3 separate regions of the Mus musculus genome follow, and regions 1 and 3 are each linked to region 2. The links are chromatin loops, found by intact Hi-C in ENCODE. Cell type or tissue: left cerebral cortex. All regions are shown on one strand.

Evidence for each region. A loop is a pair of places that touch in the nucleus more often than their neighbours do. Peaks named below come from ENCODE experiments on the same cell type or tissue, not always from the same donor. Only the 100,000 strongest peaks of a DNase experiment are listed, where the experiment ranks them.
Region 1: it touches region 2 in a loop (3.0-fold over the local background); 2 of 42 quality-filtered maps call a loop at or near these places.
Region 3: a loop joins it to region 2, with 4 times the contacts of the local background. A loop is called at or near these places in 2 of 42 quality-filtered maps.

Annotation. Positions count from the first base shown.
Region 1 is chr7:128,775,714-128,783,713 of GRCm38, forward strand. Sec23ip (Sec23 interacting protein) reads left to right here. Exons shown (of 19, transcript NM_001029982.2): 14 at 1,058-1,213; 15 at 1,571-1,673; 16 at 2,716-2,901; 17 at 3,350-3,512; 18 at 3,923-4,024; 19 at 7,715-8,000. The coding sequence ends at 4,004. Among named protein-coding and RNA genes, the nearest start is that of Sec23ip, 35 kb to the left of the region's middle. In left cerebral cortex, a CTCF peak has its summit at 3,766 (motif pointing right); DNase peaks (open chromatin) are centred at 2,816, 3,776 and 7,739.
Region 2 is chr7:129,587,179-129,595,178 of GRCm38, forward strand. Wdr11 (WD repeat domain 11) reads left to right here and starts at 4,685. Exons shown (of 29, transcript NM_172255.3): 1 at 4,685-4,885; 2 at 5,798-5,909. The coding sequence starts at 4,800. In left cerebral cortex, no CTCF peak of the experiment used is centred here; a DNase peak (open chromatin) is centred at 4,778; H3K4me3 peaks cover 1,825 bases; H3K27ac peaks cover 1,109 bases.
Region 3 is chr7:128,856,829-128,864,828 of GRCm38, forward strand. It overlaps Gm32884 (a long non-coding RNA gene), which reads left to right. Exons shown (of 6, transcript XR_869964.2): 2 at 4,839-4,908; 3 at 6,761-6,816. Among named protein-coding and RNA genes, the nearest start is that of Gm32884, 4.5 kb to the left of the region's middle. In left cerebral cortex, a CTCF peak has its summit at 3,476 (motif pointing right); DNase peaks (open chromatin) are centred at 3,489 and 4,105.

The sequences.
Region 1 (8,000 bases), 810 kb before region 2:
GCCTGAGTCCTTGGAAGCAGCAACAAACTGCAGCACACCACCAGGAGATTTTTGGTGTGTTTCTCTCTATGGCGTCCTGCAGCTCAACTATGCAGTGTAAGGCAGACCAATGCATGCGTGTTGTCAGCAAAGGCTCCTTCACCTCGCGTCCTTTCACGTGCTTGCTTTAGCAGAGCATCCTCTCTCCTGTGTCTGCTTCAGCGAAACCTTCCTTCACGAGTCTGCCTTAGCCTCTCACACCGTGTCCACTTTAATTCCTTCACGTGTGCCCCAGCAAAATGCCATCAACCAATTTTCCAAAGAACCCTTGAGTTTCTTCTTCCTACCAACATGACAAAAAGACATTCCCTGCCCCTGAAGTAGAGCGAAGAGGAAGACTTCATAAACACAGCGTGTTGCCACACGGATGGCTGTGCTTTCCTTGAGACGCCATGCAAACTATCTCAGATATGCTCCTTCATACAAATCCTTTTTCTGACAGGAAATTTGCCTTAAATGGATTTTTTTTTTTTTGAGAGAGTCTTGTGTATCCTGGCTGGTTTCTAAGTCACTGCATCCAAGGGTGACCCTGGGCTTGCTTATTCTTTTGCCTCCAGCTCTTTAAGGCGAAGATAGAATGGTAATAGAAGTAACCGAGACTACTGAAGATTAGAACTCCTCTTTGTGCTGATAAGTGCTTTCTGTGGCCTTGGGCTCCATTATACTGAGTTTAGCACTGTGAAAATCTCCATGTTATAACACTAGCAGAAGCAAAAGACGTCATGAACCTTGACCAAGTGTAGGAGCAGGCCCGGTGGGTGCTGCAGGTTCTGCAGTTTGAGGCAGAGGTACTGCTGTGCTTCTGTGCTGTGTTTATTATCTCAGAAGTGGAGCAGAATGCCACAGACTCTGAAGTTTTAATGGGCCATGCTTACCTTCTTCAGCTCACAGCAGCCACCTCTGAGAGGCCTCCGTGTTTGCATGCTTGGGAGCCAGTGCAGAGCCAAGAACATTGAAAAATTCAAAGGGTTTTGTATATGTGTCTGTGGTAATATTTTCTTACTGTGTTTTTTCCTAGGTTTCTGTTGCTTACAGCTCGTTAGACTTTGAACCGGAAATTTTCTTTGCCCTGGGCTCTCCGATCGGCATGCTTCTCACTATTCGAGGAGTGGCTAGGATTGATGAGAAATATCGCCTCCCTACCTGTAAAGGTTTCTTCAATATTTACCATCCGGTGAGTTACTGTGCACTTTAAAAAGATGAAAGTTCTCTCCTCTTCATCCGGATAGATTCTTAGGTTCTTACTTGAAATTAATAGCAGTCATGATTTGCAAAGCTCAGCTTCCGTCCTAAGAGTCTGATGACACTTCAATAAGTATTTGTACCAGAAAGCTTTTACTCAAAGGAGAAACAGGTTAGTTGCTCTGCTTGCAAAGTAATTTCACCTACAAATCACAAATCTTATAATAGCCAGTAGCTGAGGAAGGTGTGGAAATGTCACTCTCTGGCTGGCCAAGTAGCTGTGTGCTTCCCTGACTGTGGCCTGTAACTTCAAGTAAGTAATTGACGGTGCCTGCTTCTCTTCCTTCAGCTCGACCCAGTGGCGTACAGATTAGAGCCTATGATTGCTCCAGATTTGGACTTAAAAGCTGTTCTCGTTCCACATCACAAAGGCAGGAAGAGACTTCACTTAGGTAAGAAGCGAAGATTTACTGCAGAACAGGCAGAAGGTTAGGAGGTCAAGGTTGTTCCTGGCTGCAAAATGAGTTCAAGGCACTGAGTCACATCAAAACTATCCGGCAATCTATAGTGAATCATGAACATTTAAACAATTTATGTGTGATGTCTTTGTGTATGGGCACATGCATGCCACTGTGCATATGTGGAGATAAGAGGACAGACAGCTTTAAGAAACCAATTCTCTCTACAGAGCCCTGGCTGTCCTGGAACTCACTCTGTAGACCAGGCTGGCCTCGAATTCAGAAATCCACCTGCCTCTGCCTCCCAAGTTCTGGGATCAAAGGCGTGCGCCACCACTACCCGGTTTAAGAGGGCAGCTTTAAGGAACCAGTTCTCTCTACAGGGCCTTGGCTGTCCTAGAACTCAGTATGCAGATGAGGCCTGGCCATGAACTTACAAGAGATCTATCCACCTGCCTTTCCCTCCTGAGTGCTGGGATTTAAAGATTATATGCCTAGCACCTGCTGTTACAGACCTGTCTTAAGAATTCCAGTAAAAGTTTATAGGATGATGTTTATGTTATGGTGTTTGAACCTCTTTTTTAAAAAAATTGTAGGTTTGGAACAGATCAAATTGCTAAGAAGAAATGGTTTCAGTGGCACATCCTGTAATCTTAGTGCTCTGGAATCTGAGACGTGAGGGTCACCCTAAGCTTGAGGCTCCAAGACCATGTGTCAGAAAACAAACAAACTAAACAAACAAAAAGCCAGGCATGCAAGTGCATACTTACAATTTTAGTACTTGAAGGCTGAAGCAGGAAGATTTCAATTTTAAGGCCAGCCCTACATAGTGAGACCCTGTCTCAAAAAACTCAACCCCAAGTCAACATTTTATCCTATTGTGGGTTCTTGGTTCCAGGAAGCTCCCTAATGCTAGTTAAGGTGGGAGGAGGAGGGGGGGGAGGAGGGGAGCTTCTCTGGGACGTGGTTAACTTTAATTTCTGGAGCATAGCATGTAGTGGCTAAGTAACCTGGGGTATCATGTGAATCCGTTCAGAGTTGAAAGAGAGCCTTTCTCGAATGGGATCCGATCTGAAGCAGGGCTTTATCAGTTCTCTGAAAAGTGCTTGGCAGACACTCAACGAATTCGCGCGTGCTCACACCTCTACTACTCAGCTGCAAGAAGAATTGGAGAAGGTGGCCAACCAAATCAAAGAGGAAGAGGAAAAGCAAGTAGTTGAAGGTAAATGGGATACTGGAAGCATTTTCCAGGACAGACTGTGCCCGAAGAGCATAATGCTTGTGCATCGTTGGAGAGGTTTTCTTTCCAGACAGATTGTGTCAGATTGGATGGACCCCTTCCCTAAAGGGGATGGAGTCCTGACATCCTGCAGTGTCAGATGCAGCTGCTAATTAAGTTTTATTGGCTATTTCTTGGCTTTTAGCTGCAATTTCAGGTTTTATTTAGATTGTTCAGGCTGGGGAGGAATATGAGTTGAGAGCTAAGTTTGTATTCAGGCTTGGTAAAGACTCTATGAGGTTCCATCCTTCTCTGAAGGAATGGGGAGTGAGCCTGGTAGCTCCCCAGCTGCTATGTGTGTCAAGCGATATTCATTGAACACAGAGTCAGCTAAAGTCAGAGGATAATGATTAAATGATTGACTTTGATATCGAAATGGCTTAAATTCTAGCAGAAAAGATTGTTGAAAGTCCAGAACTTTCCAAGGACGAGGACTACTTAGGAAAGGTTGGAATGTTAAATGGAGGCCGCCGGATTGATTATGTTCTTCAAGAAAAGCCAATCGAGAGTTTCAATGAGTATCTCTTCGCTCTTCAGAGTCACTTATGCTATTGGTAAGTATTCTTCACTTTGATTCTCTTTGATTGGCTTTAACTCGTACAGTGTTTTCACTGTGGTGAAAGTCTTTGTCTTAATTGCCCGTTTATAATAGACTTAATAAATTCTACCACTGAACTCACACATTCAAAAGCATTCCCCCCTTTAAGGTTTTGTTTTACGCTCAGAGTGGAGATGCTAAGGAAGGATTGGCTAGCAGCTTACATTTCTGACTCACTAACCTTTCTAAAAGCTGCACAGAATGAGTTAGCCACGAGGTGGCAGTGTGCCATGTGCTTTTGCACCGTGTGCAGAGACCATTGTTGCTTGCACACTGTGTTTGTAGAGGTGTCTTTCATAGCTGGAGTGTGAGGGCATTAAAAGGCATCCTTCCGTACATGTTTAAGTGTTGTCTTCTTTCTGACAGGGGATCTGAAGATACTGCCCTCTTGTTACTTAAAGAAATTTATCGAACAATGAACATTAGTCCAGAGCAGCCCCAGCATTGAGCAGACTTGCATTTTACAGGGTGAGTTAATCCTTATTAAATGTGTACATGCTAATGTTTGTGTTGTTGGAATTTTGGGGTCCCTTTGTGATTGTCAGATGGCAGAGGGAAATCAGGTCATCTCTTGGGATTTTAGACTCAAATGGGCTCAAGTGGAGGCTCAAGGACACTTGTACTAGTGTTTAAAAGAAAAAAGTCCCAGCTGGGCAGTAGTGGTGCACTAACATTTCAGCACCCAGGAGGCAGAGGCAGGTAGATCTCTGTGAGTTCAAGGCTAGCCTGGTCTACAGAATGAGTTCCCAGGATAGCCAGGACTACATAAAGAAATCCTGTCTCAAAAAAACCACACACACAAAGAAAGAGTCTCAGGGTAGGCCAGCTGTAAGAGGAGAAGAGGAGAAGGGAACAAGGCCATTTAAGCTGGCACAGAAGTCAGATACATGGTAGACAGCCAGGGGGGAGGGGTGGGGAGAAGCTATAGGAAGGATGCTCCAAAATGCCAGGGAGACACATGCTTCAGCTCTGGCCAGGATCTAAAAGAAAGAGACAGGAAAAGGAAAAATTGTGCCTTTCAAACTCAGGCCTAAGACATGATGCCTCGAAGGGGGTAAAAGGCAGAGTAGAATTCTGGGAAGGGAAGAAGGTGCAGTTTCCTATTAAAAGGAAACTGTTCTGGCAATCTTGTTAGCATGGCCTAAGGCAAACCCACCCTCATAGGGATCGTCTGTTGGCCAGGTGCTTACACTTTCCCAGGCCAGAAACCTGTTCTCTTGACCAGGAGTTTTCTTAGAATAGCCCTTGATTACACTTGGATTCTGAGGTCTTTGGTGTGAAGTGGCTCTTTGTTACTGTTACAGTTGCACTATTTAAATTCAGAGTAGTGATTGATAATGAGGAAAGAAGTGGGTTTGTAACATTCATTTTATTGAAGGTTTTCCAGAGGCAGCTGTAGGTATGTCTGTAATTCCAGAACTCAGGAGTCGGAGTCGGAGGGTCTCAGTTTAAGGCAATCTCAGTGTGGGCAGTGCACTGAGATACCGCATAAACAAATAGACAACTTAAAAATCTAAGTAGGATTTGGGTTCTCTTTTTGACTCCCCTCCCCTTCCCCCCCTCCCCCCCTCCCTCCCTCCCTCCCTCCCTCCCTCTCTCTCTCTCTCTCTCTCTTTCTTTCTTTCTTTCTTTCAAGACAGGGTTTCTCTGGAACTCATTCTGTAGATCAGGTTGGCCTTGAACTCACAGAGATCTGCTTGCCTCTGCCTCCTGAGTGCTGGGATTAAAGGGCTGTGTCATCACCACCCGGTTTATTTTTGGTTTCTTTTAAAAATAGATTCCAGGGCATGGCAAATAGGGATTCTTTTGACTGTAGGTCCCGCAACTCAGTTCCTTGATTTCCCATCTGTAACAGAAAGGGTCCTCTGTTGAGTGATATCACAGGCACTCAGGACTCATTTCTGTACTGCCGAATAGCCGTAAGAAAGACTTCCTGTACTCCAGACATCATGTCCCTATTCATGTCATGAATGCAGGAGACAGTATCTATCATATGTGTCCCTTTAACTAGAAAAGCAAAGGCATGCTTTATGTGTTAGTAGATGCCAATAATCTCAGTCCTTGAGTGGACGAGGCAGAAGAATTCTGAATGTGAGCCCAGCTATGTAGTGCCCCAGCCCAATGCTATGTCCAAACAGTGGCTTAACCTGTTGATGGAGGTCTGTGCTGCGTGCCCCATGCAGCCCCTGGTCTGTATGAAGATTGTAAAGGCAATGTTTAAGTTCTGCTGATCTTGATAGAGAAAACACATAGGGAAGATGGCTAGGCTAGGTCTGTGATAAGTGATCCAGTCTGCAAGTGAGCCATACTGTGTGATCTTGATTGCCTTCCTGAGACACCAGGTACCTGTTTTCCTTAATAGGTTATGAAGTACTTAATTAAAACAAAAACAAAAACAGCCAGATGTGGAAGCCCATACTTTTAATCCTAATTCTCAGGCAGATAAAGATCGATGCCAGCCTGCAGAGAACGAACGGTGTGCGGAGTAGTGATTGCAGAGGCTCTGGTTGTCCTGTGGCGGGCGGGGTCCAGTGGGGCTGTCACACTGTTCAGCAAATACCTCATGGACTTGGGAGTGATTTTCTCAAACATTTATTTTAGATTTATGTTTATGTGTGCCTGAGTGTGAGAGAGAGAGAGAGAGAGAGAGAGAGTGTGTGTGTGTGTGTGTGTGTGTGTGTGTGTGTGTGCGTGCTGCTTGCATCCAGGAGCTGACGGAGGCCTGACAAAGGTGTTAGATCCCCTGTAGCTGGAAATACAGGTGGTTGTGAGCACCTGACTTGGGTGCCGGGACTAGAACTGTGGTTTTCTGCAAGAGCAGCAAGTGCTTTTAGTGGCTGTTCCATCTGCATGTCCCAGCATTTCTCTCTTTATATATCTTTTATATATATCTTTTATATCTCTTTTTATATATCTTGTTTGCTGTCTCCTAGCCTATCCTTGCTATGTCAGATAGTATGTGGTTTTACCACTTCAGCCTACATCCATGTATGCGTTGGGGTGTACATTTATATAGACATATTTATAGGACAGAGACTAAACATAGTGCCTTGTGTATGTTGTGCTGCTAAGCTACACGCTTAGCCTTGTTTACAATTTTTATATCTTTATAAATGAACTTTACATACATGTGGCTCAACTATTTTACTTAGTTATTTTATAGCTTTTAAATGAACATTTATTGTTTATATAGATGTATGTGTGTGCCATGCATGGTGTGTATGTGGAAGCCAGAGGACAGCCAGCTGGAGTAGACTTTCTTTACAGCATGGGGTCCTGGGACTTGAACTCAGGTTGTAAAATTGGGTCGTGAGCACCTTCACCCACTCTGAACCATCTCATGGCCCCTTTTGAGCAAGTTTCTTGCTCTGCATCTCACAGTTTTATTTATTAATTATTAACTTATCCTCCGTTGTTGAGTACGAGGTGATTATCTGCCTTCCCAGATTTCACTGTTATACATCATTTTGACTTTAGCTTTATACATAATTTTGACATGTAGCTTTATATTTTTTTGCCTGTTTCTGACTTGAGATAAACCCCTGAGTAGCACTGTCTAGAATATTACACATTTTGAAAGCTCTGATGTCGTATGGTTCAGTTGCATTCTAGAGAGGCCTCTCAATTTTCACATGTAATGTTATGCAAATTGCCAGTTTTTCTGACCCCTTTTAAACATTAGTTGTTACTTTTTTGAATTTTTGCCAATTAATCACCAAAAATTATTGACTCATCATTTTGGTTTTATTTCCATCACTAGTGAGCTCTTCTTCCCTCCCCTTTCAGTCAATTGCCTCTTTTTGCATTTTTCTGGAGGTATGGGGTAGGGAGGGACTTTGTTGGGTGTGTAGACCATGTATATCTGGCTAGTCTTGAACTCAGAGATCTGCCTGCTTCTGCCCAGGGCTGGTATTAAAGGTGTGCACCACCACACCCAGCTTTGTTGTGCTTCTTCGCCTCACTGAACTGGTCTTTGGTACAAGCCCCACACTTCCCCAACAGCCCCCATGCCCAGCCCAGCCCTTTGGAAGGTATGTGTGTCTGAAGACTTGTGCTTGAAGTCTGGTCTCTGGCAGTTGCTTGCAGTATTGGTTAGTAAGGTTGAGAGTTTGTGAAATTTACTGAGGATTTTTTAAAAAGACTCTCTTGTCTTTACAGGAAGTTCCAGCATGAGTGTCATTGCTGAGAGGCTCCTTGGTGGCTGATCCGTCTTTGCATCTATGATGGATGACAGAAAAGTGACTCAGCAACAATTGCTAGCGTGGACTTCTCAGATGTAGGAATTTGTTTTTAAAACAGAACAGAAAGATGCTGAAAAAAAAAATCAGTACTGTATTTGAACAGTGTAGAAGAAAAACTACAACCGTAAAATGATGCTGTGGGAAATTCTCAGATCTTTATAGTTATATAGTTATCTAAGTTGTGTCCTAATGAAGAGATATTT
Region 2 (8,000 bases):
AGGTACAGAGTTAGAGAGAGGATGGATAATGTCTACCGGGCCTGGCACCTGACTCTACTCCAGGCTGGAAACTGCCCAGACCTCCAGAAAGCCCCACTTCTCTTTATTTTCTGTAATTGGTACCTATCCCACTGACAGGCATGTTATCACACGGAACACTGAAATGCAGTGGTAGCCTGACCCTGCATCTGTGAAAGCCCTGCATATTCCCATTAAAGCATTATTATCTCTGTAATACAAAAGATAGAGGAAGAACAATGAAGGAAGATTAGGAATGATTATATCAAATTCCTACGGTGAGAGAGCAAGAAATGATTAATAGTCCCCTGATTTCATAAAAATATTGTATGTGTATTTCTCAAGATACAAGACTCTTAAAAAACAACCTTGGGCCAGGCAGTGGTGGCACATGTCTTTAATCCCAGCACTTGGAAGGCAGAGGCAGGCAGATTGCCAAGTTCGAGGCTAGCCTGGTCTACAGAGTGAGTTCCAGGACAGCCGGGTCTACACAGAGAAACCCCATCTCAAAACAAAACAAAACAAAACAAAACAAAACAAAACAAAAACAAAACAAAACAAACCCCACAACCTTGGGTGTTTATTCATTTGTGTGATTTCTATAGTTTCATACAATGAACATTTACTTATTCTAAATTTAACTGTAAAACAAAGCACACACACAGACACAGATATATACACATGCATGTGTGTGGCCATGAAAGGTAGCCTATTTTGGTTGAATGAGGCTTATTCCAGTGACCCAGTAGGAAACTCTACAAGGGATGGAATAGTGAGCCACATTCCCAGAGACAGGTGCCTGACACCACAGAGCCCCCAACTCCATAATTCTGTGACTATAAGTCATGCACACAAGCTTCTGGCATTTTGGCTAGACTCCACTCCCACAGTTATCTGACTATAGTCAAGTATGCTCCTCCCCATAGTTACCTGGCAACAGCAAGGTAGCCCAGCCCACTCTAAAAGGGGCTGCTTGATCTCTCCTCACTTGCTTTAAGCTCTCACCTTTCTTACTCTAATCTCTAGCCCTCCTTCTCTCTCCCTCCCCCTCCCCACGTGGCCATGGCCTGCCTCTCTCCCTCTTTCCATCTTCTCTCTTTCCCCCTGCCTTTCTACAATAAAGCTCTAAAACCATAGACTGTCTCTGCTCATCAAGGCCTGCCATGCTTGAACGATGGGACAGGTTTTCCCCTAACGAGCCGTGTCTAACCTCTCGACAGAAGACTCCTGTGCTCCAGCCATGGACCTGACCAAGGACTCTCACCCTCATGGGAACCACCCAGCACCCTCTCTCTCCCTGCCTTCTCCTCCTTTCGGCTCCAGGACTGACTGAGCCGCCCCTGGGGCCCCCATTTTGTTCTCAGCTCTTCCATGGTGTCCAGCAGTGTCTGGGATGCCCGAGACTGAGAACCTGTTATCTCTGGCCTCTATGAGGTCCAGAGACCTAGGACTTCCCCTTGTCCACCCCCAATGGGCTGGGTCCGTAGCTTCCCACAGTTGGACACACACACGTGGAAAGCGTGCAGCAATCCTCTGTGTCTGCCTGCCCAGAGCACCAGAACTCTGGCAGGACTCGGGTTTTCTCCCACTCCCTTTATTCCTCCACACCCACTGCCCCACATGCATGCATGCACACATGCACACGTGAACACACATGCACATATATGTATGCACGCATACATGCATATACCTACTTGAGCTATATAATTCCTTATATTTTAAAAGGTTGTTTGTATAGGTCAGGGCAGCCTAAGTCCATGCTCCTGTCCAACACTGGCCAGGAAAACTCTTCCTCTGGTCTGTTCGAAATGGATTGAATAAAGACAACCTTCATTTGACAAGTACTTAGAAGGAGGTTTTGTCAAGAGGACTGACATAAACTAGAGGCCAGCCTTGAGCTACATAGTGAGTTGTGGGCCACTCTGCTGCTACACAGTGAGTTCTGGGCCAGCCTGGGGGAAGAGGAAAATGAGAAAAAGAAAGAGAAAGGGATACAGAGTGAGGGAGGGGGAGGGGAAAAGAAAAGGAAGAGGAGGGGAAGGGGGAAAAGGAAGGGGAAGAGACAGATAAGGAAGGGAAAGGGAAGAGGGAGGGGAAGAGGAGAAGGGAGGAGAGGGGAGAGGAAGGAGAAGAGGGAAAGAGTGAGGGAGAGAGGGAGAGATGCATAGATAGATAGATAGATAGATAGATAGATAGATAGATAGATAGGTAGATAGATAGATAGATAGATAGATAGATAGATAGATAGATAGATACATGGTAGACAGAGAGATGATATCCCTTGTAGGCCAATAATTCTTTCAATATTGCCCCTGTATTCATTGAAATGATCTGATAGCCCTCATTTTAAAGCTGGCTGTCATGGTGTTTGTGTCTTGGAGGCTCACAAGCCAAATTGGACTCTATTTTCACCCAAATCCTTATCAATTCTTCTCTTGCAAGCCATGCCTTCAAAAAGAAAGGTCTTTATCTGCTAAAATGATATCTTAGAGGAAGCAATGCAGTCACTGAAAACAGCAGGCCTTGTTTTATGCCTATCAGTAAATAAACAAGGAATTATAGGAAGCTAAGTGTTACGTTAAGGCTTTGTAAATGTTTGGTCTAATTTAATCCTTTTCTCTGCCACAATAACAGGGGGAAGGAGTTTGTATTAGTGCAGGTTCTATCTCTCTGACAGAACACTATGATCAAGGCAACTTAGGAAAGACAAAGTTTATCTAGACTTACAGTTCTGGAGGGATAAGCATCAATCAAGGCAGGGAATTATGGCAACAGGCAAGATGGAGGAACACATGAGAACTACATTTCAAACCACAAGCAGAAAGCAGAGAAAACAAACTTGAGATGGTCTATCTAAGCCTTTAAACTCTCAAAATCTGTCCCCAGTGACACACTTCCTCCATCCAGGCCAGACCTCCTGAACCTACGAAACAACCGACAACTGAAAAATCAAATGCTCTAATGCTCAGGATGGTGAGGGACGTCTCACTGAAGCCAGCACAGAGGCTGAAAGGAGTTAAAGATGCTTCTCAGAGTCACAATGAGTGACCTAAAGCCCTCAGTAACACCGACCTTCCATGAGCCCCTTGAAGATGCAGGAGAAGAGGGACATTCATGTAGATTTTTACATATGCAAGCACTGAGCAGGACTATCAGCAGGGTTCCAAGAGTCATCATGCTATGCAGTTTCAGTAACTAAAAATACAGATGAAATCTACATATATAGTAAAGAATATCAAAAGAACAACTTACCAACATTTGTTTCATTTCATCATTTTTTAAGATTTCCTTTCATTTCAACTATGTGTTTATGTGAGGGTATGTTCTTGTGTAGGAGCAGGAGCACTAGAGTCTAGAAGGGTGTGAACCCTGGGAGTTGGAATTACAGGTGGTTGTGAGCTGTCTCACTCTGGTGCTGGAGAACACACTTAAGTCCTCTTAACTGCAGCCTTTGACTTTGCTGGGAATATTTGCGTAGCCAATTGACTCAAGGTTCATGTTGACATTTATGGAACGACAGTGGTTTTTTTATATACATCTTATATGTTTTAATATAAATCTTATATATAAATATTGTAATATAATCTATATATAAACATAGTATGTATTTATATTATGTATGTATATTTTATAATACTACATATTATAATATATAATTTCTATAATGTATTGTGCTATATATCATATAATATACATATCATAAAATATATTTCTATATTATATGTTTATTCAACACATACTTTTGTATATTTTAATAAACATTATATATGTATATATATATGAAAAGGAACTTCAATTTATAATAAACGAAGAATACTTATAACTCAGAAGTGAAAAGACAAAGTGAGCTAAAATATCCCAATAGGGTATTTTTAAAAATAATTACAAATGGCTAAATTGCTGCTAAAAGACACTCAACATCTTTACTCACTGAGTCTTCCTCACCTCACTTGTGTGTTGGCCAGATTTCCAAATCTGAAACAAGCACCCGAGATACTCAGTCTCTAAAGGACAATATCTCGGAGCTTCTAGTCCATGCCTGGTTTGCCCCATTGTTCTTGAACCTATACCATGGTGACGATGCACAGCAAGATGGCAAAACCTTTCACTTCATGGGCCACAAAAAATAAGGAGGAAAAGACCAGGGTCCAACAATTCCCTTCAACAGCACCTCCCACCCCAACCTGGGCGCTTCTCCTAGTGATCTAAAAACCTCCCAATGGGCCCTTCTTCCTAAAGTAGGGAAAATCACGTTTTTTAATACATGGTCCTTTGGGAGCGAGTTATGCAAACCCTATTAGCCAGGATAGTTATCACATAATAAAAAGAGAACAAACATTAGTGAGCATTAGTGAGTAGACAGTCACTGTGTCTTCTCATGCAGGACCCTTCTACAACAAACAGTGGCTGGCAATGGTAGTTGCCCTAAATTAACATATCAAAGGCAGAAAAGCAAACTGGGAGTTTTATTGTTTTGTTTTCACGATTTCCAGCAATCTTTCTCCCAAAAGGAAGAAAGCAGATGCGACTGGTAGCAGAACCCCTCTTCCATGCTTAGCTCCAACCCACACTCCATGGGATTCACTTGAGTTTCGGAACTTTGGAGAGGGAGGAACCTAGAAGTCCTAGTTCCTGGAGAGACGACGGACTATTGGAAGGAGGAACCTGGGATTTCACGGAACCCAACTGCTGGCGCGGACGCGACTACCCGGACTTTGGAACGGAAGAGCTGCTCGTGTCGCTTCCTGCCTGCCGGTGGGGAGGGCCGGGGTGCCGCCGCGATGTTACCCTACACCGTAAACTTCAAGGTGTCAGCGCGCACCCTCACCGGGGCTCTCAACGCGCACAACAAGGCGGCGGTGGACTGGTGAGGGCAGTGCTTCCGGCCTCGGCCGCAGTTCGCGAGGGGACGGGGAAGAACACTGGGCTTCCGGTTTTCCTCGCCTAGACCGCGGCCAGCGTCCCACAGCTCGCAGATTTGCTTTTAGTTGAGACATTTGTGTTGTCCTATAAGTCGCAAATGCCTGGAGCCGGCAGGTCCTCGGTGCAGACAGTTTCAGTCCTGGGTTCTTTCTCCGCATCTCATTCCTTTACTGTCCCCATTTCCTCTTCCCCAGCCTGCACCCGGGAGGGCTTCTCTCCTTGTCTCCTTTTCTCTTCCTGGTCCTGACTCTTTCTTACTCTTTCAGACTCCTCTTTTTCACTTAGATGCATTCAACAATGCCCCAAACTGTGTCCTGTCACTTACCTACTCCCACTTTTATCTTTACTGGTTCCCGTGAAGCACGGCCTCCACAGCCAGTTCTCTTTCCACAGTGAAATAACACCCAGGTTCTGAGAACTAACCATGTGAGGCAAATCCTATTACTGTTGTGCTAGGAATGTTGCTGCGGAGGCTGAGACCTCTCATGTACTTTTTTATCTGATTGAAAGGACTAAGACTAGTCACTCATCCTAGGGGCATTGTGGATTCTATGTTGTTATAAAAAATAAATGTTATTAAATGCTGAATAAGACAGCATGTGTTCATACAAAACCAGCCCAGATTGGTTTTGCACATCAGAGCTCTTTGTAGATATCTTTTAGAACTGTTGATCTGAGTGAAAATGAGTCTCAATAAATATTTGTAAACTTAGCTGGGGGTGTTTTGTAAATGGAACAATATCACAAGCCTTTCACTTTAAGAAGTACTACTAATAATGGCACATGTGAACTAGATTTGTTTATGATAGGCAAAGTTGAGTCGCTTTGTTTTATATTTTAACACTTGTTTCGCCAGGGGCTGGCAAGGTTTAATTGCATATGGATGCCATTCACTGGTGGTAGTGATCGATTCCAATACTGCCCAAACTCTACAAGTTCTAGAAAAACATAAAGCTGATATTGTTAAGGTAAGTTAAGTCACACATCAGCCCCATAACCTCAAGTTTAATACGTCATCAGGTTCTCATTAAGTCATAGATATAAATACAATTATCTAGGGTTGCCTAGCATTTACATACCCATGACTTAATGTCAATCCAGAATACATTGTTAAGTGCTAGTTCTGGGGCACTTTGAAAAGGTGAGTGGAAATACCAGTTCTGTCATTTACCATAGCACCCCCTCATCCATTAGTTTTGAACACTGACTACCATGTGCTAAGAAAATATAAAGTGTAACTGTCTTTGTGGGTGTGAGTCACACTGTGGTTTTGATTTGTGATTTCATGGCGAATATAATCTGTGATTTCATGAACATCTTTTCATAGACTTGCTGGTTATTTGTGTGTCTTTGTAAAAGCCCTGTGACCGTTTGTATATGCTCGGCCCAGGGAGTGGCACTATTAGAAGGTGTGGCCCTGTTGGAGTAGGTGTGTCACTGTGGATGTGGGCTTTAAGACCCTCATTCTAGCTGCTTGGAAGTCAGTGTTTTACTAGCAGCTTTCAAATGAAAATGTAGAACTCTCATCTCCTCCTGCACCATGCCTGCCTGGACTCTGCCATGCTCCAGCCTTGATGATAATGGACTGAACCTCAGAACCTGTGAGCCAGCCCCAATTAAATGTTGTCCTTATAAGAGCTGCCTTGGTCATGGTGTCTGTTCACATTAGTAATTAAGTAACTAAGAAAAATGCCTACTCTGATTCTTGGCCCACTTTGAAATGTGTTGCCTTGTTACTATTAAATCGTGACCTGAATGAGCCCCTTATCAGACGCATAACCTGCAGATATTTTCTCTTATTATTTGGTCTTCTTTTCATTTCTTTTGACAGTGCCTTTTCAAGAACAAATGGTTTTAATTTTGATATAATTTATTCTTTATTTTACTTTTCCATTTATTTGTGCTATATCCAAGGAATCACTGGTTTCTCCAACATCAAGCAATTTACAAGTTTATTTTTAGCTTTTTATTTCAGTCCTTGATAAATTTTAAGTTAATTTTTGTATTTGGTATGAAGTTGAGGGAAACTATATCATAGGACATATTCACTTATGTCCTATGGTCTTGATAAACTTACTTATTAGAACTAGTAATTTTGGGCTGGATTTTTAGACATAGATATAACCATGACATCTGCTAACCAGAGCAATTTAATTCAGTAATTTCCACTTGCTTATTTTTGTTTTTCTTTCCATATTGCATTGGCCAGGACCTCTAACTTCAGTGAGTCAGAATGCTAAGTGGTACTTCTATAGCTTAGGGGAAGGCATCCAGGCTTTCATCATTAAGTTTTATATAAAGTAGAGAGGTTTTAATTTGAGGTTTTCAAGGAGAGAAGTGTTGTCACCTCCCCTTTCTCTTTCCTCTTTTGTCTTTTCTGGAGTTTCATTTATGTGTAGACTTGGGCTTCAATTTGATAAGTCTGTTTTCTTCTGAACCTGAAGAAATTATTGTCAATTCTTGAAGTGAATATCTTGGTTAATTTTATCAGCTTTTGTTGGTGTGAGGAAATATTTTGCCTTTGGTTCTTTTTTTGTTTGTTTTGTTTTAAATATTCTCAAAGGACATAAGATTTCTGGGTTGGTAGTTTAATTTTCTAGAAGTAATTTTAAAATACCACTTCATTATCTTCTAGCTCACATTACTGATGAGAAATTCTTTCTTGGGTTCTTTCTATGAATTGTACCTTCCTATGTTCTCTCTGTTTTCTGTAGCTTGGTGTGCATAGTTGATTATGCAGACGTTTATAAATAAGTGTCTTAGAAGTTATGTAAATAGACCTCAGTGCTGTAACTTCATACATGCACACACGTTTCTTCCTATTCAGAGTAATTATATCCCATAATGTCATTGCAGACATGGAGTTAGGAAATACTAACTCATTGTTTTCTAAGCAGTCAGCTTCCTGTGACCCTCTGGACACACATTGTATCACCTCATCAGTACATAGCCTTTGTGTATTCCTGTTCCTACCTAAATTGAATTCATTACCAACAGCTGCATCTCTGAACAGAGCTACTTCACACTTTTTTTCTGGTTAGGCACATTGTAACCTCTTG
Region 3 (8,000 bases), 730 kb before region 2:
ATTTTGAATTTCAATTCATTAGGATATGTTGGTAATATTAATTTTCATACTGAGATATTAAGGAAAAGTGATTGTTACTTCCTGTTAATTTTCTTGTTAGAGGTGGAATTATGTTTGTGTGGGTTTGTTGAAAGATTACTTTCCTTGCTTCTTCTAGGGTGTAGTTTCACTCCTTGTGTTGGTGTTTTCCATCTATTATCCTTTGTAGGGCTGGATTTGTGGAAAGATATTGTGTAAAATTAGTTTTGTCATAGCATCTCTTGTTTTCTCCATCTATGGTGATTGAGAGTTTTGCTGGGTATAGTAGCCTGGGCTGGCATTTGTGTTCTCCTAGGGTCTGTATAACATCTGCCCAGGATTCTCTAGCTTTCATAGTCTCTGCTGAGAAGTCTGGTGTAATTCTGTTAGGTCTGCCTTTATATGTTACTTGACCTTTTTCCCTTACTGCTTTTAAAATTCTTTCTTTGTTTAGTGCATTTGGTGTTTTGATTATTATGTGATGGGAGGAATTTCTTTTCTGGTTGAGTCTATTTGGAGTTCTGTAGGCTTCTTGTATATTCATGGGCATCTCTTTCTTTAGGTTAGGGAAGTTTTCTTTTATAATTTTGTTGAAGATATTTACTGGCCCTTTAAGATGGGAATCGTCACTCTCTTTTATATCTATTATCCTTAGGTTTGGTCTTCTCACTGTGTCCTGGATTTCCTGGATGTTTTGGGTTAGGAGCTTGTTTGCTTTTTGCGTTTTCTTTCATTGTTGTGTCAATGTCTTCTATGGTATCTTCTGCACCTGAGATTCTCTCTTCTATCTTTTGTATTTTGTTGGTGATGTTTGCATCTATGACTCCTGCTCTCTTTCCTAGGTTTTCTAACTCCAGGGTTGTCTCCCTTTGTGGTTTCTTTATTGTTTCTAGTTCCATTTTTAGATCCTGGATGGTTTTGTTCCTTTTCTTCGTCTGTTTGATTGTGTTTTTCTGTAACTCTTTAAGGGATTTTTGTGTTTCTTTTTTAAGGGCTTCTATCTGTTTACCTGTGTTCTCCTGTATTTCTTTAAGAGAGTTATTTATATCCTTCTTAAAGTCCTCTATCATCATCATGAGAAGTGATTTTAGATCTGAATCTTGCTTTTCCAGTGTGATGGTGTATCCAGGACTTGCTATGGTGGGGGAATTGGGTTCTGATAATGCCAGGTAACCTTGGTTTCTGTTGCTTATGTTCATACACTTGCCTCCCACCATCTGGTTATCTCTAGCGCTACCTGCCCTGGCTAGGTCTGACTGGAGCCTGTCCTTCCTGTGATCCTGGTTGTGTCAGAACTCCTCTGAGTTAAGCTGTCTCTGTGATCCTGTGATTCTGGGATCCTGTGATCATGAGATCCTGGGTGTGTCCGAGCTCCTGGGAGTCAAGCTGCCTTTGGGATCTTGAGATCCTGATGTGACCAAGCTCCTGTGATCCTGTGATCCTGGGCGTGTTAAAGTACCTGGGAGTGAAGCTGCCTCTGGGTGTTGTGGGGCTGGCTGCTGAGTTTGTGCCCAAGGTCTAGACGCTCAGGGCGCCAGCCCAGAAAGCAAGTCTTGTAATTTTTGTGTGTGTCCATGTAGTATGTGGTATGTAGTAGCACACACACATAGATCCATATATCCATATATCCATATATTTATACATCCATATATATCCATATATTATATATATCAGTCCATATAATTTATATTTATTTAATGTGTATGGGTGTTTTGCCCACATGTTTGTCTGTACACCACATGCATGTCTGTTGCCCATGAAGGTCAGAAGAGGACATCAGATCTCCTGGAACTGGAGTTACAGATGTCATAAGCCACCATGTAGGGGTTGAGCCATTTCCCCAGTCACCAAATAGTCTTACAATTAAATGGAATTTGAACTATTTGTTATAAATCTTGCCACAGAGAATATTATATACATAGATATACTGGGGATTTCTATTAGACATTCAAAAAACAAATACTTCTAATTTCATGTGAATGATTCCAGAATATTTAAAAAGAGGAAAAAATCCTCCACTCATTTTGAGATATGCATGTGTATTTATGTTTATGTACGTATGTGTTATATGTATGTGTGTTTGCATGTGTGCGCATGTGCACATCAGAGAACAGATCTGTGAGGCAGTTCTTACCTTTTTTACCCAGGTCCTGGCAATCAAACTGAGGTCATTAGACTTATGAAGATTTACCCACTGAGCCAGTTCTCTGCCCCTGGCCACAACCAATTTTATATCTGCAGATTCCATTTTCAAATGAATGTAAGTTCCTGTCTACTAGAATCTTCAGGGCATGGCTCAGCACCTAGCACAGGGTTACCAAGAAGTCCAGGCTAGCCCTTTCCCGTGTCTCAGTGCTCCGTTTCCATATTTTTTTCTAATAAATTCTGAATGTTGCTGAGGAAGTGTACCAGGAAACACAGTGGTAGAATTTTGTTTTTCTGCCTGAAAATGACAACTGAGGCTGAGAGATTAGTGATCAAATGGCAGACCTGCTTCGCCTGGAGCTTGTGTATCCCTGGGCTTTTAAATTTAAATTTTTATTTTCTGAGAATTTCATACATGAGTACTGTATTTACATCGTAGGCTGTATTTACATCATTTCCACCCTTTTTTCTGCCCCTCCAACCCCTCCCACTTCTCCTCCCTAACACTCGAAGCTCTTCTTATAGAATTATTATTGTTAGACACACACACACACACACACACACACACACACTACTGAATCTGTTTAATATTTAGGGCTGACCTCTTGAATTTAGAGATGCTACCAGGGAGCTGGTACCTGAAGAAAAACGATTCTCCTTTTCTCAGAAGCCATTAGTTGTCGTTGTCCTTCATTTAGAGGTAGGGCCATCCACATCGGCATGGCTGATGTGGTCTTATGTAGGTCTTGTTTAGGCATGCACACTGCTGAGATCTCATGGGGGTAGCATCCCTGTCGTGTCTAGAGGATACTATCTCACAGCAGGCACCCTGGTTGTCTGACTCTTACAACCATTATATGACATTTCTTGTTATTTTCTCCGAGCCTGAGATACAGGGGTTGCATTGTAGATGTACCATTTGGAATTGGGCACCCCATGGCCACTTAGTCTCTGCAATTTGACCAGTTCTGGATCTCTGTAATGGCCTCTGTCAGGTACAAGAAAAGATTCTTTGATGAGGGATGAGAGCTGCATTTATCTGTAATACCTCTCCCCATTATTTCTCTTTGGAATTAGCAAATGCCTTGCAGTGAGAATATTTTAATTTTGGAAGAGTATCTTTTTGAAGTGAGATGTAGTGAGTAAGGTCTTGAAATTCAAGGGACACAACAAATAGGAGGATTATTTGAATCAGTAAGGATTGATACAGCAAATTTTAATAGTCTCTGTCTCAAGCAGTCCCACCCCAAACTTGGCAGAAATTGTTTTAATCAAATCATGGCTGAGTGCAGGAGACCAATTCACAAGCTTCCAGCAGATGGCGCTAGAGCACGCACTGTAATCAAGGAGGTCTATGGGTCCACAGGAAGCGCTCAAGGCACTGCTAGACACTAAGGAGACCACAGCAGGTGCCTTTTGTGGGTGTCAGGTGAACCCAACAACACTCCCCCTCCTCCCTTCCCCTCTCAGGCCACCACCACTGAGTCTCTAGTGGAACAGGTTATCATTTCAGAGTGACTTTGAGAAGTTGGGGGACAACTCTTGCTGGAGGATACCATGGGTGGAATCAGTTGTCGAATTTGCATTTTTGGCAACTAAATGGTCTTGATAAGATGCAAAACCTTGGGAGGCAGAGGCAGGAGAGTGAGTCCAAGGCCAACCTGGGCTTCAATTTGGAACTTTGGCTCTGCTGCATACTGTCCCAGCCGTGTTGCTTCAGGACACAAGTGAGACCTGTCCCTTTTGGAAGTCCTCCAGCCTTGTGGCCTCGAATGACATGTAGCTCCTGCTCACTGGGAAGTCTTCCATTTATTAACAGCTCCCTTGGGATTTAGGGAAGAGAAAGTAAAGGGAGCCCAAAATCCCAGTGCAGCATCTGGCAGGAGAAAGGCTGGCAGAATCAAGATCAGAGTAAATGGACTAATCACACAGAGGGATTTCCATTTGTCCCGATGCCAGCACTGATGTCACAGTCACCGCCCCAGGCACAGTCACCGCCCCAGGCTTACAGCAGATTCATACTCTCCTGGACTGAGAAGCAATCTGAAGGCTTGGTTCCCCCAAGCCTCTGCCCAGATGGCACACATTTATTCCAAGGAGTGTATTAGTCAGCTTCCCATCACAATAAAATACCCGAGGGAGTTAATTTATGAAGAAAACTCTTCTGTTTTGGCTCCTGATTCTGGTCCAAAGTTGAATATGTTGCTTCTCTGAGGAGAAGCTCAGAATCACCTGAGGTGGAGCACACTGTTCATCCAGTAAGACACACCTCTAAGGACTTAAGGACCTCTCAGATGGTCCAGGTACCACAGTAAGACACACCTCTAAGGACTTAAGGACCTCTCAGATGGTCCAGGTACCACACAATAAGCCTTTAAATCCTGGAGCTTTGGGGAAAGCTACCCACATTCTGGAGATAGTTGTAAAGGACATCTTACTCTCCCCGGGAGTGACAGAGAATTTGCCCCAAAGCGTCCCAAGTGAGAGATGCTAAGGGTGGGGCATTTTCCAAGTGGGGCAGAGAATCTTAGCACGTAGTCGAGGCAGACAGTTAACCATAGGTGAGTGCCCTGGGAGGGTCTGAACGGGACAAGCCACATGGGACAAGCCACAGAGGCCAGCCTCCCTGTCTGCCCTGGAACTGATCTGTACACATTGTCTTCATGTTCTTTCAGTGTCGTGGTGATAGTTCCGTGGAAAGTGACCAACTACTGGATGAACAGGAGCTAGCCTGAGCATGACCAGGTCACTTTATAAACGTGTGTTTCCTTCCTTCCTTCCTTCCTTCCTTCCTTCCTTCCTTCCTTCCTTCCTTCCTTCCTTCCTTCCTTCCCCCCCCCCTCTTTCTTTCTTTATTGTATATAAGTACAGCATTGCTGTCTTCAGACACACCAGAAGAGGGCATCAGATTCCATTACAGATGGTTGTGAGCCACCATGTGGTTGCTGGGAATTGAACTCAGGACCTCTAGAAGAGCAGTCGGTGCTCTTAACTGCAGAGTCATCTCTCCAACCCACACATTTTTTTAAAATGTATTTTTAAATTTATTGTTTGAGAATTCCAGTCACAAATTTTGACCATATCGACCCTCTTCTCTAACTCCCCCAGTCTCCTCAAACACATTCCCCTGCCCCCAGCTTCAAAGGTACCTCTGTTTTCTTATCACTAAGATAGCTGGGACTGCAGTGTGACGTCTGTACCTGGTCCTACTTCATTCCTCCTGCCTTGCTGCTCTCTCTCTGTGGACCTCTCTCAGTCTGGAAAGCCTCGTCTGGAACAGGAGAGACTCACTGGGGTTGAGTGGGGAGCGCTTTGGGACCTTACAGAAACCGTGACTCTGAAGTCTGCTTCTTGGGTTTGGGTGGGTGAGACACACACAGATGAGAAGCTACAGAAGGTTCTAGCGAACAGAACTGGTCCCACCTGGGGAAACGATGCTAGACAAACCAGCAGTAGCTGGTAAGAAAATTGTACTGAGGGCTAGAGTCTTAGGAAGCCACGGGATGCTAATGACTTCATTCAGTTCTGTTGCTGCCTGCAAATATATGATGTGAATTTTAATTGTAAACTTCTCACATTGCAATATCCATGGATGCGGTGTAAACCCAAGGGAGACAAGAGAGTTTAAGAGATTTGTTCGGTCAGAATGGATATGATCCCAAGTCTCAAGTGGGCCAGAAAACTTAAGTTCATTCATGTGGAGTAAGCATGGTCTTTGTAAAACATCCCTGACCTGGTTTCCCATTGTAAATGGCTTGTTCTCTCTCTCTTTTTCTGAGAGAGAGAGAGAGAGAGAGAGAGAGAGAGAGAGAGAGAGAGAGAGAGAGAGAGAGAGAGAGGGAGAGAGAGTGTGTGTATGTGTAGATGTATGTGTATGGCACTGAATTTATCCATCTGTCCATTGATGGACATTTGGCTATTTCTGCTTTTTGACTAATGATGACACAGAGGACCATGTGGCAACTTTTAGGATGGTTGTATAATCTTTGCAACAGTCCTTGCACAGCATGCAGTGAAGCACAGTGATGATTCCAGCAGGTCTACGGGAGTAGGAAGAGAAGAAAGTCATGCTAATTGGCAAGCTCAGGATGGCTTTGCTTTGTCACTCCTTTACTGACCTTGGTTCTCATGATTAACTAGACAAAATTTAATGCACAGTAACTGGTGATATTTGCCAGCTCTACCTTGATGCGGTTACCACTGCCAACCCCCAGCAGAACCATGGCATTTTCTTTCATGTGTAGACCTGCCTTTTATGAAGCATTTGTCTTTATTTTGATAGATTCTTGTTCGTGTCAACTTTCCTCAAGCAATCTACATTGAATTTCTACAAATAAACCACATTTCCTATCACTTAGGGAGATAGAGAGTCAAAGACAGAGGAAGCCCTTAGGCTCCAGTTTCAATTTCTCCAGCAGCAATCTTTTCTCAGTGGTGGCACATTCTAAGACTGTCCTACAGAGACCCTTTTTCTTGATGAAAAATAGGAGCTGACCTATTTTCCCCTATTAAATTTTGACATGTTCTTTTCATTAAGTTAAAATACCTGCACTCAGTGCTTTGATATGCTCTCTCTCTCTATTTTCTGATTCAATAGAAAAATGTGCTATGGTGAGAAACAGTCCAGCAGACTGCGCATGCGGAGTCTCAGAGGTAGGTTGTTTTGTGCCAATAGATGTCATTCGGTTTTAGTGAAGTTCTCACTTTGCATTTGTTAGAATGTTGCTCTAGTTTTTGGAGACAAACTTATTAGGAAGCTGAGGTGGGGGTTAAAGAGTCATTCGCCCCTAGAGGGAGTTCCCTGAATCCTCCCTCATCCTCAGAGTCCTGGTGATTGATTGAGGTTTGCACTGTCAGGGAATCCTTCCTGATGAGCATTGCAGGAGCGGGTGGAGGGGGCACAAACCCTAGGGCGATTTTCTTTGCTGCTGGTGATTTAGTTTGCTATCAAGCCGTTCCTACTGTGGCTTTAGACATATTGCCGTATGTCAGATTCCAGATGAGAAGTCAGACAGGACGGTTTTTGCTTTTCTCCTAGCCTCAGGTTCCCATTTCTGGTTTTGTGATAGATGGCAACAGAATAATGACAGAAACAGGTACCTTGGAGTAAAAAAAATGTTGAGTGGGGGATGCAGTGAGATAGGGTCACTTGTTTTGGATCAAAACTTCCTGTTCTCTCTCATGGTTTCAATATGAAATGCCTTGTGTGTTTGAACACTTGATCCCATCTGGTGGCACTGTTTTGGGAGGTAATGAAAGGAGTGAGTAAACAGGGGTGGGCATAGGCCTTCAGACTGTAAGCTCCTTCCCACTTCCTGTCCTCTACTTCCTATAGTGAGGGGATGAGATGTGAGCAACCAGTCGCATCACACACCCAGCACTGTAGAACTGAACACTACTGTGCCTTCCCTGCCATGATAGGTGATAGTCCCTCAGATGTAAGCTAAAATAAACCTCTCTTTCTTTCTTTCTTTCTTTCTTTCTTTCTTTCTTTCTTTCTTTCTTTCTTTCTTTCTTTCTTTCTTTCATTCTCTCTCTCTCTCTCTCTCTCTCTCTCCCTTCCTTCCTTCCTTCCTTCCTTTCTTTCTTTCTTTCTTTCTTTCTTTCTTTCTTTCTTTCTTTCTTTCTCTCTCTCTTTCTTTCTTTCTTTCTCTCTCTCTCTTTCACTCTTTCTTCCTTTCTTATAAAAAGTATTTTATGTGTATGGGAGTATACTAGATAGTTTTATGTCAACTTGATATATATTAAAGCTATGTGAGAGGAGGGAATCTCCAATTAAGAAAATGTCTCTGTAAGATGAGGCTGTAGGCAAACCAATAGGGCATTTTCCTAATTAG